Linked DNA regions of Mus musculus: region 1 is linked to region 2. A link is a loop called in an ENCODE intact Hi-C map of the cell type or tissue named here. Cell type or tissue: heart. All regions are shown on one strand. Links, peaks and the distances in the headings refer to the core of each region. The heading gives the core; the rest is flanking DNA.

Region 1 (8,334 bases), core at 36-8,035, 110 kb after region 2:
GACAGGTGTCAGTACAGTGCTTCCCACACATAACCATCTATGTTTGATCTTAGTATCCACATAAAAAGCTAGGTGTGGCAGAGTGTGTTTGTAATCCCAGCACTGGAGAAGCAGAGACAGGAGGATTCCTAGAGTTTGCAGGCCAGCTAGTCTAGCGAAACCCAAAAGCTCCAGGTCTCAGTGAGATGTCCTGTCTCAAAAAGGAAGATGGGCCGGGCGGTGGTGGCGCACGCCTTTAATCCCAGCACTTGGGAGGCAGAGGCAGAGGCAGGCAGATTTCTGAGTTCGAGGCCAGCCTGGTCTACAAAGTGAGTTCCAGGACAGCCAGGCCTATAGAGAAACCCTGTCTCGAAAAAATCAAAAAAAAAAAAAAAAAAAAAAAAAGGAAGATGGGTGACTCTGCAGTAACGATACCCAGGTTAACCTCTGGCCTCTACACACATTTGGTTGTCAGTCACATGATGGTAAATGTTTCACATCTGGCTTTTAAGAGAAAAAAATCCTGAGAAGCAAGACAAGTGAGACAGCACAAATTGGCTCTCCTAGCTGGTCTGAGTAGACTTTAATCTTCATTAAATGTTCATGGATGTCTGGCTACAACCTACTAGTGAGTTTTACAAATAATGTAGTGGATTATAAATGGCATTTTAAACTTTAACATTTTTTATTTTTTGTGTTCTGCCTACATGTAGGTCTGTGCACCATTCGTGTCCATGAATAGTATTTTTTGTTTTGTTTTTTTGTTTGTTTGGTTGATTTTGGTTTTTTGAGACAGAGTTTCTCTGTGTAGCCTTGGCTGTCCTGAAACTCCCTCTATAGACCAGGCTGTCCCCAAACTCAAAGAGATTCACCTCCCTCTGTCTTCTGAGTACTGGGATTGAAGGACATCACTGCCCAGCCTATGAATAGCCTTTTAAAAAACTGGACAGAATATTCCAAACTGATTCTCCATTGAAACATATGAAGTCAGAGCAGAAACACTTATGCAAGGGTGGGCATCTCTCCAGCCCCAGTGAAAAGCTTTCCTTACTCTTCCACTTGCTCGATTCTCAATTCTTCCCAGCTAAGTGTTTTGCGAGTTTATGAGCCCTCTTCACAGGGCTTCTCCAGCTCTCATTTCTACACTTCTTTAAAGTCAGTTTCCAGTGAGCCCGGCAGCTACACAACACGCATTGATCCTGTTCCTGCTCTTTGACCCCTCAGAGCATTCAGAAACCTGGATGTTCTCTGTTTTGGATACCCATAGCCATTCCCAGCAGGTCGGTCTCTAAAGTCTCTCTCTCTCTCTCTCTCTCTCTCTCTCTCTCTCTCTCCCTTAATCCCCCTCTCTTTTCCTGACTTTTCTCCCAGGCTCTGGCCAAGTCTGTTTCCTCCTCCTATCTGCACTCCTAAAGGACCTCACTTCCAAGCTGTCATCCCCTCTTCCTCCCACCCATCAGCCTCAGCATGCTGATCTTTATTTTCAGAGCACACAGTTGCTCTCAGCAGCTCCGGGATTTTGTACTAGCTATTCCCACACCTTGGAATGCATCCAGCTCTGAGGTGAATTTATTATTTTAACTCTGTAAAGAAGGGGTCAACTCAGGCAAAACTGAAGATAACTCAACTGCTCTTCATTTTGAATAATGTAGCACTCAACCGAAGCCTGGGGAGCCCTTCTTTAGAGGCATTACAGTAGGGTTGGGAATGTGTATGGCAGATTCCCTATTGACCAAGCCAGCTCCGTCAGTCAACAGGTTCTCCAGGGAGGGAGTCGGAATTAAAAAGAAAAAAGACAACAAGACAACACTGTGGCATGACCCCAGCGAGTTCTGAGGCTGAGTCAGGCTTATAATGTTTTTCCAGTCTGCTTTGATACCAGTTTAAGTACATGCAAAATAATATCAGTTCTGGGTCAAGGACAAGCAGGACTATAAACACAAACAGTCAAGGAACAAAGTCCTGTGATCAATGTTTCCAGGCAGGGGCTTATCAAGATGACCAAGATATCTGAGCCTACTTCCCTCTCCTAGCCCAAAGTCACATTCTTGACTGAAGCCTACTTCTTTGCTCTAGCCCAAAACGATATTCCTGCCTGAGCTTACTTCTGTGTCCTGGCCCAATGTTTAATTCCTGCAAAGTTTCTAGAAACGGGCTCCAAAAGCTCTCCACACCCTATCTCTTACAAACCCCAGAAAGTGTAGTGAGAAGCCTACCACACCTAGTAATAACAACAGAGCTAAGACAACATACATCAAGGGTTAACTCCAGCTATTAAAGTAGAATCTTGAGGAGTTAATCAAAATTAGAAAATGGACATGAGGAAGGAGAAAAAGTAACGAATCAGAACACGAGGTTGCTGCTAAGAGGCTTTAAAAAAATAAAATACAAGTTCAAAACAAAATAAAACACACAGCCAGAGAAAAAGACCAAATGGCTATGTCAAACATGTCCTTTAAAAACAAACATGGCTAATATCTAGAAAAGAACATAACCTTGAGGCCATTAGGACATCAAAACTAGGTAGCTCAGTCAGCCATTCTCAGCGCCCTACAGTTTTATTTAAGTTTGTTCGTACAAATACGGGGCAAACCGTCAGCAGTGCAGCGCCCTGACTATGCAGCTCAGTGCTTATTGACCATCTACTCTGCTCAGAACTGAGCATCAGTGTCTAAACTGTTTCCTAAGGAAGCGTTCCCTGTAGTAAACTCCAGCACAGAATAAGCGGCCAATCACCCAGTGTTGACATGTTCTGGCTACTGCTCACAGGATGGGGTTTCTTGCAGGGACAAAGAAGAACGAATTCCTCCACACACAAGGCTAGTTATTGGCAATGAGTGGCTGCTAAATCTGATTGGCTCACAACATTGTTCAGTTCTGACCCAAGGCTGCAAAGGAGGCAAACCCAGGAGTACCCCGGCCACACCCCCCACGATTATTCTTTAAGTGTATTTTTAACACCCTTGAGATCAGGTATCTGTCCCAGAGTGACCCCGAATTCCTTAAGTTCTCCAGTATGACATTGAACTTGTGGTCCTCCTGCCTCCACCTCGCAGGGCTGGAACTACAGGGGTGCACCCCGACCGATTTGTGCAGAGCTGGGTGGAAATCAACCTGGGGGCTTCCAGCACGTGAGGTGAGCCACACCCCAACCCCAGCCAGCCACTCCCACAGCCAGCCATAGGTCTGCGTGTGTGACATTAAGAGCCCAACAGCCCCAGCTCGCAGCACTCGGACGCCCCGCCCCTGCAGTCGTTCTCGCGGAAACGGCCGCGGGCTGACCCCGCCCTCTGCCTGTGGCGGCTCCGGGAACCGGACGGCGTCCGTCAGGGGACACAAGTCGGAGCAAAGCGCTTACTACCACCGGGGTGAGTCCTGGCGACTGCGGGCTCAGGGACATCGGGATACCACTGTTCCCGGACCGGAATCCGAGTGTGGACACGGCATCCCGCCGTCTCCTCCGTGACACATGCACGGGGCACCGGACACCGGGAGCGATCGTGGGTTGAGGCTTGTACTGGGACCGTAGTGTCGGGACAACGCTGACTGCTGCGGTGAGGGCTCTCCGCTCGGCGGCTCACCTGCCAGGGAAAGGGCGAGCATCACCTGGATCCCCAAGAATGACAGGCCCAGGGACAGTTGACAGCTGTGTCACACTCCGTTATTCCAGACACGCACTTTAGCATGCTGCGTCATTCTATCCCAACGTTAAACACGGGGAAACGCAATTTCTCTGGGTTTGGGAATCGTCCTAAACCTAAGCCACGGCTTGTTGTGACTGACGGTGATACGTGTCTGGAGACTTCGGAGAGTAGTTATTTAATGCCAACCTAGGCCATCTTGATCTCTCTCCGGGAAAGATATCAATTATGGATGTGGTGATGGCAATTCCTTGTCTCCTTTTTGCTCTAGTTCGTGCTTCCTGGATTGCACAGAACAGAATTAAAGGCTCAGAGGATTTGAATAAAATGAGTTAGTGACAGATACTAGGTAGGGGTCTAGGGTGGTTTTTAGGGGTGTAACCAAGAGAGATGCAATTTTCTTTTCTCCGGTAAAATAAGAGATTTGGCGAGTGCCTATTGTCTACAGCCTGGCGGAACTGTAGGAAGTAAAAGACAGGAAACTCTAGTTTCATTTTCTGGCTTGGTTCTGGTTTGAGTCATCAGGACTAGAGGTAGTAAATGATTCAGTGGGCAGGGCGCAGTGCCGAGGGGGCGCTCTTATCTTTCAAAACCGGGCTGATGCAAAACATTGCATTTGGTATTCCCCGGAGTAACTCTGCCACCCCCACCCCACCCTCAACTTACTTAATTTGGCTGGTTGAAGAAGAGCAATGTTTTCTAGCAATAATAGCTAACACATACAGAGCTGTTTTCTGCTATTTAAACTAGTACAATCCTCAGGGCAATCCTATGATGTGATTCCTACTTGTTTTACTAATAGGAAAAGTTAAATGAATATTGTCCTGGTTTCAAAGCACTGCTTGAGTGATATTTGTGTCTTGGTTTTGTGTTATTTCCTAGCTTGTATTTTATTTGTATTTACTGCTTTTGATTTGTTTGGTTTTGCAGTGCTGGCACAGAACCCAGGGCCTCATCACACTAGGCAAGCTCTCTATTCAGCCCTTAAACATTATCTTGAGACAGGATGCCTTAGTCTCTATTCTCCTGCTGTGAAGAGACACCATGACCATAGCAACTCTTTAAAAGGAACGCGTTTAACTGGGGCTTGCTTATAGTCTGAGAGGTTCAAGTCCATTGTCACCATGACTAGAAAGCACGTGGCATGCAGGCAGACGTGGTGCTGGAGAAGCAGCTGAAAGTTCTACATCCGGATTCCCAGGCCGCAGGAAGGGAGAGGCACTGGGCCTGGCTTGGGCTATACCTCTTAATCCTTTTAAATAGTTCCACTCTTTGGTGATTAAGCATTCAAACCTATGAACCTATGGGAGCCATTCTTATGTGAACTGCCTGCCACACGGGATCTAACTCACCTAGGCTAGGGTCCAATTGTTCTTCCTGTCGCAGGCTTGCTCACAAGTGGCTTCGATCACAGGTATTGTGCCACCACACTTACAGTTTTAGTATTTTTAACAGGAAACTTCATGTAATTTCCTCCTTACATATTTTTTAAATAATTCCTGCACTGATCACTTAAAATTATTTCATTTAAGGCCAGGCATGGTGGCACATGCCTTTAATCCCAGCGCTTGGAATGCAGAGGCAGGCAAATTTCTGAGTTCAAGGCCAGCCTGGTCTACAGAGTGAGTTCCAGGATAGCCAGGGCTACATAGAGAAACCCTGTCTCAGAAAAAAAAAATTATTTCATTTCTAAGTATGTTATGAAGACTATATGGTAGGACTTTGGTTATACTAACACTTATTTGGTAACTATCCGTAAAGTAATATAATTTACATAGAAAAGTTTGATGTAGAGAAAAATCACGCATGGCTGTTTTTCTATATTGTTTTTACACAGGACAAGTTTTTACTTTGAGTAATCCTTAAATGAAGAGTGGGTAAAGTGTGTATACGGAAGAGAGACTCCAATCAACAATATCAATAAGTTGAAAAAGAAAAATGTTGTCCTTAAATAACCTACAAAATATCATCTATAACCCGGTAACAGATTTTTACCTTTTTTTTTTTTTTTTTTTTTTTTTTTTTTGCCTGTGGTAGGATTGACAGGAAATACACTCAAGTTGTAATTATCACTGGGGCCAGGCATGAACACACAGTTCAGTTAGCACACACACACACACACACACACACACACACACATGTATGCATAAACCTTGACGCTACAACACACACATGAAGGGAAGGTCTGGGGACAACTCTTGGGAAATTATATTCTACCATTTGGGTCTGGAAGTTGAACTCAGGTGATCAGATTTGGCAGGAGGCACCTTTACCTGCTGAGCTATGGTACTGGCTTCCTTCCTTCCCCTGTCTGTCTGTCTGTCTGCCCATCTGTTGTATAGACGCTAGCACCTATGACTTCATGATTTGGGTGGATGATAGCACTAGGCCGCACTGTCCGTCCACCCACCACTCACTGTCCATTCACTTGTCAGTTTTTTCTGATTGTTTGTTTGGTTGGTTGGTTTTCTCTGTGTAGCTCTGGCTGTCCTGGAACTCACTTTGTAGACCAGGCTGGCCTCGAACTCAGAAATCCGCCTGCCTCTGCCTCCCGAGTGCTGGGATTAAAGGTATGTGCCCTCCCCCTGCCTGGCTGCTTGCTTGTTTTAAGATGTGGCATTGCCATGTTGTCCAGTCTGACCTCAAACTTGAAATCCACTTGCCTGAAACCCCAGTACTGGGATTATAGACTGGTGTGCTCCTCCACACCTGGCTTTTTGTGGTGTTTTTGAAATGAGAACTGTACACAAGAAGTTAATGTCTCAGACTTCTGCTCTGTTTTCCCAACACTGCTTGGAAGTGTAGCAGAGGAAATGTGGAGAGCCAGAGGCAAGAGAGCTGAGCAAACCATGTTGTCCAGTTTAGGCTGCTGGTGGGAGTCTGACTGACTGCTAGAAAACGCAGTCAACATCCTGGCCTTCTGGAAAGCTGTCAAGAGCTTTCTGGTTTTCTGTGCTGGCTAGCCTCTCTAGATGTGCCAGGTTTCCTTTTGCCACCACTGTTGTTAGAGACCTGACATAGGGCCACTGGTTTTTGGTGACGCCCCTAGGAGACTCTTGGGCAGTAGAATTGGTGAAAGTCAGTGAACTGGCTGCGCCTGTTGACAACCTAGCTGTGATTTCCCTCCATAACTTCCAGTACCACAGTGAAAGAAAGGTTTAACAACCATGTCAAGCAAACTGAATTTTGGGGAGAAATAGCCTTATGTCACAGTGGGTTTAAAAACGGTTTACAAAATCTGACATCAGTAAAGACATTTAAAGTGATTTGCTGTATGTTGTAGCTAAAAACATCTCAAGGTTTCAAGGTTGTGGACTGGAAAAAACAAGACTAGGCTTATGTGGTGTGTGTGTGTATCCATGCATGTATGTGTAGGAGAGAGTGCATGCATGTGTATATGTATGTGGTGAGTGTGTGTTTGGTGTGTGTGTGTGTGTGTGTGTGTGTGTGTGTGTATCCATGCATGTATGTGTAGGAGAGAGTGCATGCATGTGTATATGTATGTGGTGAGTGTGTGTGTGTGTGTTTTCTTTTTCTGGACTTGGTGGAAGACAGGAGCTGCTTCCCATTCATTTGACCTCATGAAGGTTTTAATGTTCTCAGTCCAGACTGGCGAAAGCTCTGTCCATGTAAACACTTCTTGGTACAGATGAAGTACACACTGTAACTGGTGGTATCTTTTTTTTTTTTTTTACTTTTCTACTTAGTATATTTCTTTCATTCGTTCCACTGAAATAATTTGAAAAATTAAAAGCCAGAGTCACTTTTCATTCAGATTGAGTGAGTAGTTTGAAGACGTCGCCGTCACTCGGTACCAGGAGTGCTGTGGAGTGGCATCTGTGGGCTCTTCATTGTCCTTGTCTTCCCGTGGGTTTTGTAGTAGTTGTTTTCCAGGAACTCTTGGTTTTGTTCTGTTGAGATAACCTGGGCACCTGACTTCGTAGCTGAGGTTAGCCTCCGGCTTACATCAGTCTTTTTGCCTCAGCTTCCAAGGGCAACTTGAGCTTCCACACCCAACTTGTGGGAACTTAAGCCCCTTTGATATCCAGCAGGCCAAGAAGCTAGTAGACACGAGTCTGCGTCAGTCTTATTCTCACAAACCACGCATCAGCATCTCATCAGCATTACCCCCAGCTGGAGCTGAGGGATGGCTCCTTCTGGAACCAGTTCCCTGAGGCCCCACCTGAGAGTCACCACACAGGGCGGTACCGGCTCCTAGCTGCTGAGTTATTGCAGCCAAAGGGCAGAGAGCAACTCTGCCTGAGGAAGAAATGCCAGGGCAGAGTCCAGCAGAATCCAGCACATGCTTCAGGGCCTTTGAGATCCTCCACAGTGACAGTAATGTGGAGCTGGTCACAGAGGGGCTGCCTGCTTCACATACAGGAGCACTCCAGGCACCTAGAAGGGAAGCTCAGGCGTTGTCCTGTTGTTTAGGGCGATAAGAGCCTTCTTGGAGACCCCAGTGAAGGCCTCAACCAGGAGTCAGCCTCTCCAGGGAGGCTCTCTGCCTCACGCTTGCTTCATCTCCATCAGTACCTTTCTCCTCGTCTCCAGTTGGCTCTTTACGTATGAGTTGAGAATTGGGCACGGTGACTGACTCTAATCAGTACTTAGGAGGCAGAGAGGCGGGAGAGTCAGAAGTTCAAGGTCATATCTTATTAGTCCACATTTGTCACTGCATTTGCTTATGGAAATATATTTCTAACATGTCATT
Region 2 (8,334 bases), core at 150-8,149:
CAAGTGTTCTAAAGTAGACGAGGCCACTACAGAGGAAGTGGACCAGAAAAGTTAGCATCCTGGATACCAAAGCAAGCACTTAAGTGAGTAAAGGCTGAGCTGTAACAACAATTCTTCCAACAGGTAGAACCTGAGGTTTAGGAACTATACAGTCTTAGCAAGAAAGACACTGGGAACCCTCGACAAGAGAGATTTCAGGGCAGTAGAAGTACAATTTGGTACAGTCTGACTGTAATGAATAGGTTAAACAAAACAAGTCAGGAAAAATGAAATGAAGACAGCCTAGGAATTTTTCCAGATACAGAAATTAAAAGGGGCAGGTGGCAGCTCAGTCAGGAAAAGTGTTCAACAAGGACAAGAGCGCAGCACCAAGACCCAAGGTCATCTGCTAGGATGACAGTGACAGCTCGTTAAGGAGAAACTAATGAGGTGGGGGAAGTGAAAACATGGCGAGAACCACAGCCTTGAGAAGAAAAGAAGAAATGGACCCTAACACATGCTATAAGAGCACGAATGATTCATCCATGGCTATAACCAACAGGATCACAACAGTTGGTACAGAGTCCAGGAAGTGGATTACTCTGTGGAAATTCTCTTTTGTTAGGCGTGAAGCCGATAGGGCAGAAGAGTGGGTGACAAAGGATTATTTAGGAAAATCTGTAACCGTTATTTCTTAAGCTAGGTATAATCAGCTATTTAATTAATTCACCCTTTTAGTTTTAAATCTTACTTCCCTTCCCCGCTGGTCTTTTGAGACAGAGACTCAAGTAGCTCAGGCTAACAAGGAGTTGGCTCTGCAACTAAAGCCAACCTTGAACTTCTGATTTTGTTCACTCATTCTTGAGATTATGAGTGCATACCACCATACTTGGCTTAAATTTTACTTTGAACACGTCAATTTCATTATTTTTAACCTTCTGGCTATTCTTTTAGATGTTTAATACTTCTATGCTTTTCTTAAGTACACTAAAACTGATATTAAATTACCTACTTAAAAATTTCAGAGCCTAAGGTATTGTCTTGAGTGTTTCCACTTATAGGTGTTCCTCAACTTTCCATGAGAAATTGCTCCCCTCCCAATAAACCCACTAAAACAAAAATATCAAATGGAAATGCAATTGAGACACATAGCCTACCATACAGCATGGATCAGAACCTCAGGAGACAACTTGTGGAGTCTGAGTTGTTTATTATGCTTGTGTTGGCATAGCTGATGGTGAACTGTTGCTCACTGTCCCTTCCTAGCACTGAAATTACAGAACTAGCATAACAGAAAAAAAAAAGTATCAAATTACGAAGTAGTTTCTACTAAGCAGATATAGCTTTCTCACCTGTGTAATTTAAAGAAAAAAAAAAAAGTCCAACCATCGTAAGCCAAAAATTCAACCATCATAAGCCGGGGGCTATTTGTATCTGATTCAAGGTACCTAGTGCCTTGTGGCTTGTGATAACTTTTTTTGGCACGCTCCTAGCTGTTTACTCCACTGGACACTATCTCTGAAATCTCTTAAGTCCTTGAGTTGAAAACACACTTCTCTAGGAGGAACGGATATTTGCTCTCTCTGGTAACCTGGGCTTGCTGTGAATTCCACTTCTAGCCAAAGCTCATCCTAGCACGAGTGATACAGAGTAAGCCTGAAAAGGCACGTGAGGGAGGGGCTGCTCACAGTCACAGCTTCTCAGCCGAGTTTTCAGCCCCTTCTTCGTAACTTTTTTCCTTTTCCACAAAATGGGGCTCATTTTCCATTCACACTTACACTAACAATGTATCTCTTTGGGGGTCTCTTATGATTTTTCCATTTTTAGGGAAGACACTGGTGTTATTTCTTACCAATTCTACCTCCACGAAGCTGTGAGACTAAAAGCTTGGTCTTCAGGTTTAAAAGAAACAAATCCTCCGGGTAGTGGAATGAGTCCCACATTTCTGACCTCCATTTAGTGGGGAGCTCTGTGTTCCTTGATTTCATGCCACCTCAGATGGGCATTTTAAAGGGTTTCAAATATATTTGACAGAAATATCCTTTTACAGGAAAACTGTATGTTAGCATGCCATGAACCATATTTGCATTTCATTTATAAGAAAATGGGGCATCAGATATACAAATGAACATCCTCTCACATAGTCAAAAACATTTTCCTGCTTTCAATATAGAAGGCAAAGTACCTATTTCCTTAAATGACTTTGATTTCTTGTGAACAGAGGTGTTTGTTCAACAATTCTAATTCTTCCTCTTACTTTTACTCTTTCTCCCCCTGCACACCCCGTCCCCCAAGTTTAGGATGCATGAGAAGTAGAGGAACTGTCTATGTTCCACCTTCTGATTGTCTGGTCTCTGTTTTTCTGTCCACTGAAGCAAGTATGCTGATTTGTTAATGCTGGGTAGAGCATAAAGGGCTACATTAGGGCCCCAGTTTATGTAACTTAATAAGCCAATTAAGCTCTCTGAACTTCACTTAACCACCACAGCCTTACACATGATATGTACCAAATAAAATGAGGTAATATATAATTAAACATGTTACAGGTTAAAGTGCTATCTAAAAATGACATCAAAACTGTATTTAGAAGAACAAAATATACTTTTGTAGACAGGCACGGTGTTACTTTGAAATGCACAAATATTTTATTGTTGATATATATATTACAAATATATATCAACAAATAGAATTACAGGTACATTATAAACCACTAATTACATGTGATTATTGGTAGCTAGAGAAACCTTAAGTGAAGCTTCTAGACTAGTGATTTTAAAAGTATACAATTAATTAATGACATATATCAAGCAAGAAAACAAGAAATCAGACTTTATTTAAAAGTTCTAAATGTAAGCTCCACTCAAGTCAAACACTCAAACTAGTAACTACAAAGTAACTTTGCTATTGACAGCCTAGGAAATTTATTTTTTCTAAATCTGATAGATACACCCAGAATCCTATCATAGTGTTTGCCAAGCCTGACTAAAGTATAGTGGAAAGAACAATTGCATCACAGACACTTACAAGGCTTGTTTAAAATTCTGATTCCTTGCTCAGTTCCAGATGGACTCAGCAAGCTCCACGTTTAACAAAAGGTTTCTTTTCCTTTCCCTTTCTTCCTTCTTTTCTCTGACTGGTTCATTGTTTAGTTTTTTGAGAGAGGGTCTTGCTATGTAGTCCTGGCTAACCCAGAATCTCAATATGTAGGCCAGCGTCCAACCTGCGGCAATCCTACTGTTTTTCCTACTGTTTGTGTTTTTTACCCCTGAGAGCTGAGGCTACAGGTGTATGCCACTGTTCCTAGCTGTTTATTTTTATCAAATCATTCAAGAGAACTCACACATGGACACAAACAGAATATTCTTGTATTCTAGGACTTCATGCTGGACACCATAACACCATGAACAAGGCAGAAAAACATGTTTACACGGTTACTCTCACAGTTACCATCATTTTTTTTTCTCTTAGCAATGAGTGTTAATTGCTTCAAACTGCATGCCCCTCATTATCAGGCCATCTGAGACACTTTTGTTTTTCTTCGGTTTTGGCTCTTCGAGCTAGCACTTTGCAGCAGGTGCAGACAAGATATAGCAGCATCTGGCAACCTGTTCAAACCTTCCTCACTAAAAGAGGCAGAGCTAACCTATCTCTTTTCAAGGCAAGAGGCTGTGCTTTGGCTTTCGAGTATGTAGTGAACACTTCAGTAATACCTGCCTAACCAAGGCAACGTCAAAGTCTACCGGACTGTCCAGCCAGCAAGCCTCACTATAGACTTAAGAAGCCCACAGTAGGGGCCTAGGCCCTCCAGTGTCATAACTGGGCTCACCTGGCATGCCACTTTGCATACGTAGGACAGGTGGATAATTATAAAGCGGGTAATGCCTATAGCTATCTCTAGAGCACAAGTTCAAGGAAATGAAGTAATGCCCCCTCTAGCCCAGGAAGAGGATGGAGGGTCTGCCTCCCTGTCATCTGAGGGAAGGATGTCAGAGGTTTGTGTCCCCAACACCTTCACCACTCAAGACTTGTGTCTCCCCGTCACCATCACAAAGATAAAGCCGCTAGCGCTTACTGGCCGTCACCATCTTCCTCTTCCGTAAACCATCACCACGCGTGTCGTGTCCCCGCGCCCGCCGCGCTTTACAGACGTTTCCCGCACTAGCCGGCGCGGTTCTCAATCCCTGGCTGGCCACTCGCACCTGCACCTCGGCCTCTCGGCGACGCCGGCGTGACCCGTCCCCTGCCTTTGGTCCTCGGGCTTACCTGAGTCTTGACCAGACTTGAGAGGAAGCTCAGGGTGACAAGCAGTTGCACCGCGGCCGCCGCCCCCTGCCCAGTAACGGCCCGGCGGAACCCCGGACTCATGGTGACCTCGGCCGCTGCCGTCGCCTCGGCCGATCGGGGCTGGGGAACGACGGCCCGCCGCGACGACGACAGCAGGGGGCAGTGCCTGGGAGCCGGGAGCCTCCAGGACCCGGGGTCTGAGCGCCGGTCTCGGGCAAGGAACACTCTACCGTTCGCAGCAGCAGCGACTGATGTACCAGTGCTGCGCGCCCCCGCTTCATCCCAGGAGGCCCCGCCCCCGGCGTCCTCAGTTATGATCACGCCCTCTGCGCAAAGCCTTCTGGGAGTTGTAGTCCCTGTAGCCCCTTGGGGCCCCCCCACAGTGGGAAGGTCTTGAAAATGGAGAACTACAGGCTCGGAGGTCGCTCTGCCTCCCTGAGGCGGGGCTCCGCGGCGGCCAATGAGGCGGGACCACGAGGCCTCCAAAACACCCAGGAGCAGGCGGGAGAGTGGGTGCTGTTTTAGGGGTTGGCCTGAGGTGGTGGAACCTCTGTTTCGTCGCTCTGAGAAACAAGACTGTCCACCCCCATCCCCGCAGGTCTTCAGGCACTATGCCAATAGCTCTTTGTCACCGCTTGACCTACTGGGGCCAGGATTTTCTCGCCAGGCCGGCCGAATCTTTGACTTGCTATTCCCAAGAGCTTTCTTTGCCTTTTTTCTCACCTCTGCAGCTACCTAAAACCACCTGGCATCTTGTCAGGAAGTCTTCAGCACCTCCTTCATGTCACATGCCCCAGAAGTATCATTGCTTGGTGTCTCCACTACTCCTCTACCAACACCAGAAAATCTATAATACATTTTAAAGGATGAAGGAAAACCCCAGTCTATACAGTGAAAAACGAAGAATCGGGATAAACGCACAGAAAAGCTTAAAGGGACATAGACTATCCCAAATGTAACACATTCTAGATGGTTTTGTGGTCTTAATTACACCTCAAATATTGTTCTGGGATTATGTAAGGTTATGTACATAAGCTTCCTGTAGTCCCTAGCAAATAAGTGATCAATTAATGGTAATCGCTAACTTTACCGATATTCCTGAGTTATAGGAAACTTACATTCAGTAGTATGTATCAATTTGTCATTGTTGATGTAACAAATGACCAGAAGGGTAGTGATTGAAAACAACCCCAATGTATTATCTTACATTCTGGAAGCCAGAAAACTAAAACAAACTGCATCCATTTGGAATATTCTAGAGAATAATGTTTCCTTGCTTTTTCTAGCTTCTATGGCCAATCAAATTCCTAGATTCAGGACCTCACATGACACAGTGGCATAGCCTGCTTTTGTCGTCTGTGCTTTCTGACCCTATCTCTCTTGTGTCCCTACATATAAAGACTTTCGATTGCATGGTGCTCACCCGGATAACCCAGGCAATTTCCTGATCTCAAAATCCTTAATCACATCTTCAAAATCTCCTCTGGCCTCTCTGGTAACATGAGAACATTCGCATCCATGATTCCATCTAGACCCACTGCATGATCTGTAGGGTCAGCCAGAAATGAAAGTCCAGGGGAAATGAGAAGACTTTTAAGGCGGAGACAACAGAACAATAAACCAGTCCAAGACCCTGGAACTTCACAGGCCATCTTCCCATGTCACCAGCTCCCTTTTCTCCACATAGCTAACAGAGAACTGTGTGCGACTTGCTTCTCAAAGCTGCCTTTCTATGCTCTTCATCGCTCTGCGCTTTGGGTATGCATGGGACTTTCCTCAGGTCCCTTTGTGCTGCAATTGGCCCAGATAATGTGTACATCATGGAACATAGCCATTTTTTTTAGTTATAAACTGCCTTATTTTTAAATTTCACATTTTAAATATCTGATATCAAGGGCAGAAACCATGCCTGTCATTCGGAGCACTTCAGGGCCTGTCACAAAGAAAAACTTGAGCTTTTCTATCAACTTTTCAATTGGTAGAAGAAAAACAAGTTTACAAAGATTATAATGGCACACACACCATTTGTTTTAGCTCAGAAACTTTACTCACAATGTTTGGAAACATTTTTTTCTCTCAGTGAGTGAAATCAGACATGGGTGTTTTTCATGAAAAAGAAAGGTTCACATTGCCCTGTGCTGTGATCTGTTTTAGCGTTTGCTGTAATGAGCAGGATGAGGAGTTGATTAATTGATGAATAAGCTACTGTCCTCTGTTTTAGCCTTGCGGTTTATTTCTTATTAGAGCAGGCATTGCCTTTATAATGATACCCATGCTCCTTACCTACACTCCTTAACTTCAAACTTCCCATCCTAGTTAGGGGTTTGCAAGTTGAAACAGGAAGAACCTTTGTAGCAAGCTATAGAAAAATTCAGATCCAGCTAGATTTAAAAACAATAAGAAAACTAGTAATAAGTCAGGAAAACTGGCAACTTTGGGAATGAACAAGGCTTCATCACTTACAGTTCCAGAAAAGTGAGTCCATCGGGGTGTGACTCAAGGACCAAAAGGAGCATGGACCGTTCTGGACTTTTCCAGAACATTCCCATTGGCTTGGCTCATTGTTCTCGGTTACTTTTCACACTCTATCCTCCCATCAAACTTCAAATTACTCCTCAAGTTTAGCTGAGAGAAGGGGAGATGAGGGGAGGTAAAGAAGGGGAGAGAGAAAGAGAGAGAGAGAGAGAGAGAGAGAGAGAGAGAGAGAGAGAGAGAACAGAAATCCTGCAGGATTACAAAGAATGGGAAGAGGTACACAAATTCATGGAAGCCATTCTCTAAGTATGTCTCACGAATTTACTTTATTTTTTGTGGTTGTAGAAATTGAACCTAGGGCCTCACACATGTCAGACAAGCACTCTACTACTGAGCCATGTCCCTGGCCCTCTTCATGGTTTCATTTTAAAAACATTTTTATTTATGCATATATGTGTGTGCATGCAGTGCCTGCAGATGACAGAGAAAGGAATCAGATCCCCCTGGAACTGGAGTTATAGGAGGCTGGGGGCTGCCTGCTATGGGTGGTTAGGAGAGAACTGGGCCCTTCTGCAAGGGCAGCAAGCGTTCTTAACCACTGAGCCATCTCTCCAACTCCCTTTTTTAAATCTTGCTAAGTTGCCTAGAGAGGCCATGAGATTTCCATGTACGTGCCTCAAGCCAACTGAGTAGCCAGAATTGCAGGCCTGCCTCCAGGCCTGGCTTTAAAAGCACTTTTCTTTCTTTCTTTCTTTCTTTCTTTCTTTCTTTCTTTCTTTCTTTCTTTCTTTCTTCCTTCCTTCCTTCCTTCCTTCCTTTCTTTCATCCTTTCTTTCTTTCTTTCTTTCTTTCTTTCTTTCTTTCTTTCTAACCTTGGCTTGCACTCTATATTCATTAAATTGTCACAGATGTCCCGGTCTATGGGTACACAGAAAAGTATACCAAATAAAGCTGTAATATGTTTTTGCAGATAATGCAATTTATTATTTACAAACCACCTGGCTTAGACAAGCCTAATTTTCTGGAACTAAGGGACAGGAAAATTGTTTTTCTTTCAGTGGAAAAAAATATATGAGCCTCACAGATCAATTGTAGAAAGAGTGAGGACCAATTTTTGTCAATTAGTACAAGTCCTTCGGGGCAAACAGTGATGATTTCCCATTGACGTGGTGAGGGTGGGTCAATGTTCTCAGTACAGATGATCTGTTACTTTTCTCATTGCTGTGACCAGCAAGAAACAACTGAAGGGGAAACAGGTGAGTCCATCCGTCATGTGGTAGGGAGATACACCGAAGCAGGGGACCAGGCTCTAATCTGTAGCCATGGGAACATGAGGCTAGGGAACAAAAAAGTCAGGCTTTAAACCTCAGGCACCTACCCACCTACCCCTATATACACACACACAAACACACACACACCATACATAATACCACATACCTCACAGACATACACACTCACCCCTACCCACCTACCCCTACATACACAACACATACACACACACACACCATACATAATACCACACACCTCACAGACATACACACTCACCCCTACCCACCTACCCCTACATACACAACACATACACACACACACACACAC

The links. A loop is a pair of places that touch in the nucleus more often than their neighbours do. Peaks named below come from ENCODE experiments on the same cell type or tissue, not always from the same donor. Only the 100,000 strongest peaks of a DNase experiment are listed, where the experiment ranks them.
Region 1: a loop joins it to region 2, with 4 times the contacts of the local background. A loop is called at or near these places in 13 of 42 quality-filtered maps.

The regions. Positions count from the first base shown.
Region 1 is chr13:12,456,440-12,464,773 of GRCm38, reverse strand. Lgals8 (lectin, galactose binding, soluble 8) reads left to right here and starts at 3,036. Exons shown (of 10, transcript NM_001199043.1): 1 at 3,036-3,533; 2 at 5,458-5,600. The coding sequence starts at 5,559. In heart, for the core only: a CTCF peak has its summit at 4,173; DNase peaks (open chromatin) are centred at 3,263 and 4,183; H3K4me3 peaks cover 2,213 bases; H3K27ac peaks cover 1,895 bases.
Region 2 is chr13:12,562,087-12,570,420 of GRCm38, reverse strand. It overlaps Ero1b (endoplasmic reticulum oxidoreductase 1 beta), which reads right to left and starts at 4,538. Exons shown (of 16, transcript NM_026184.2): 1 at 4,243-4,538. The coding sequence starts at 4,344. In heart, for the core only: a CTCF peak has its summit at 4,435 (motif pointing right); a DNase peak (open chromatin) is centred at 4,620; H3K4me3 peaks cover 1,638 bases; H3K27ac peaks cover 1,116 bases; H3K27me3 peaks cover 293 bases.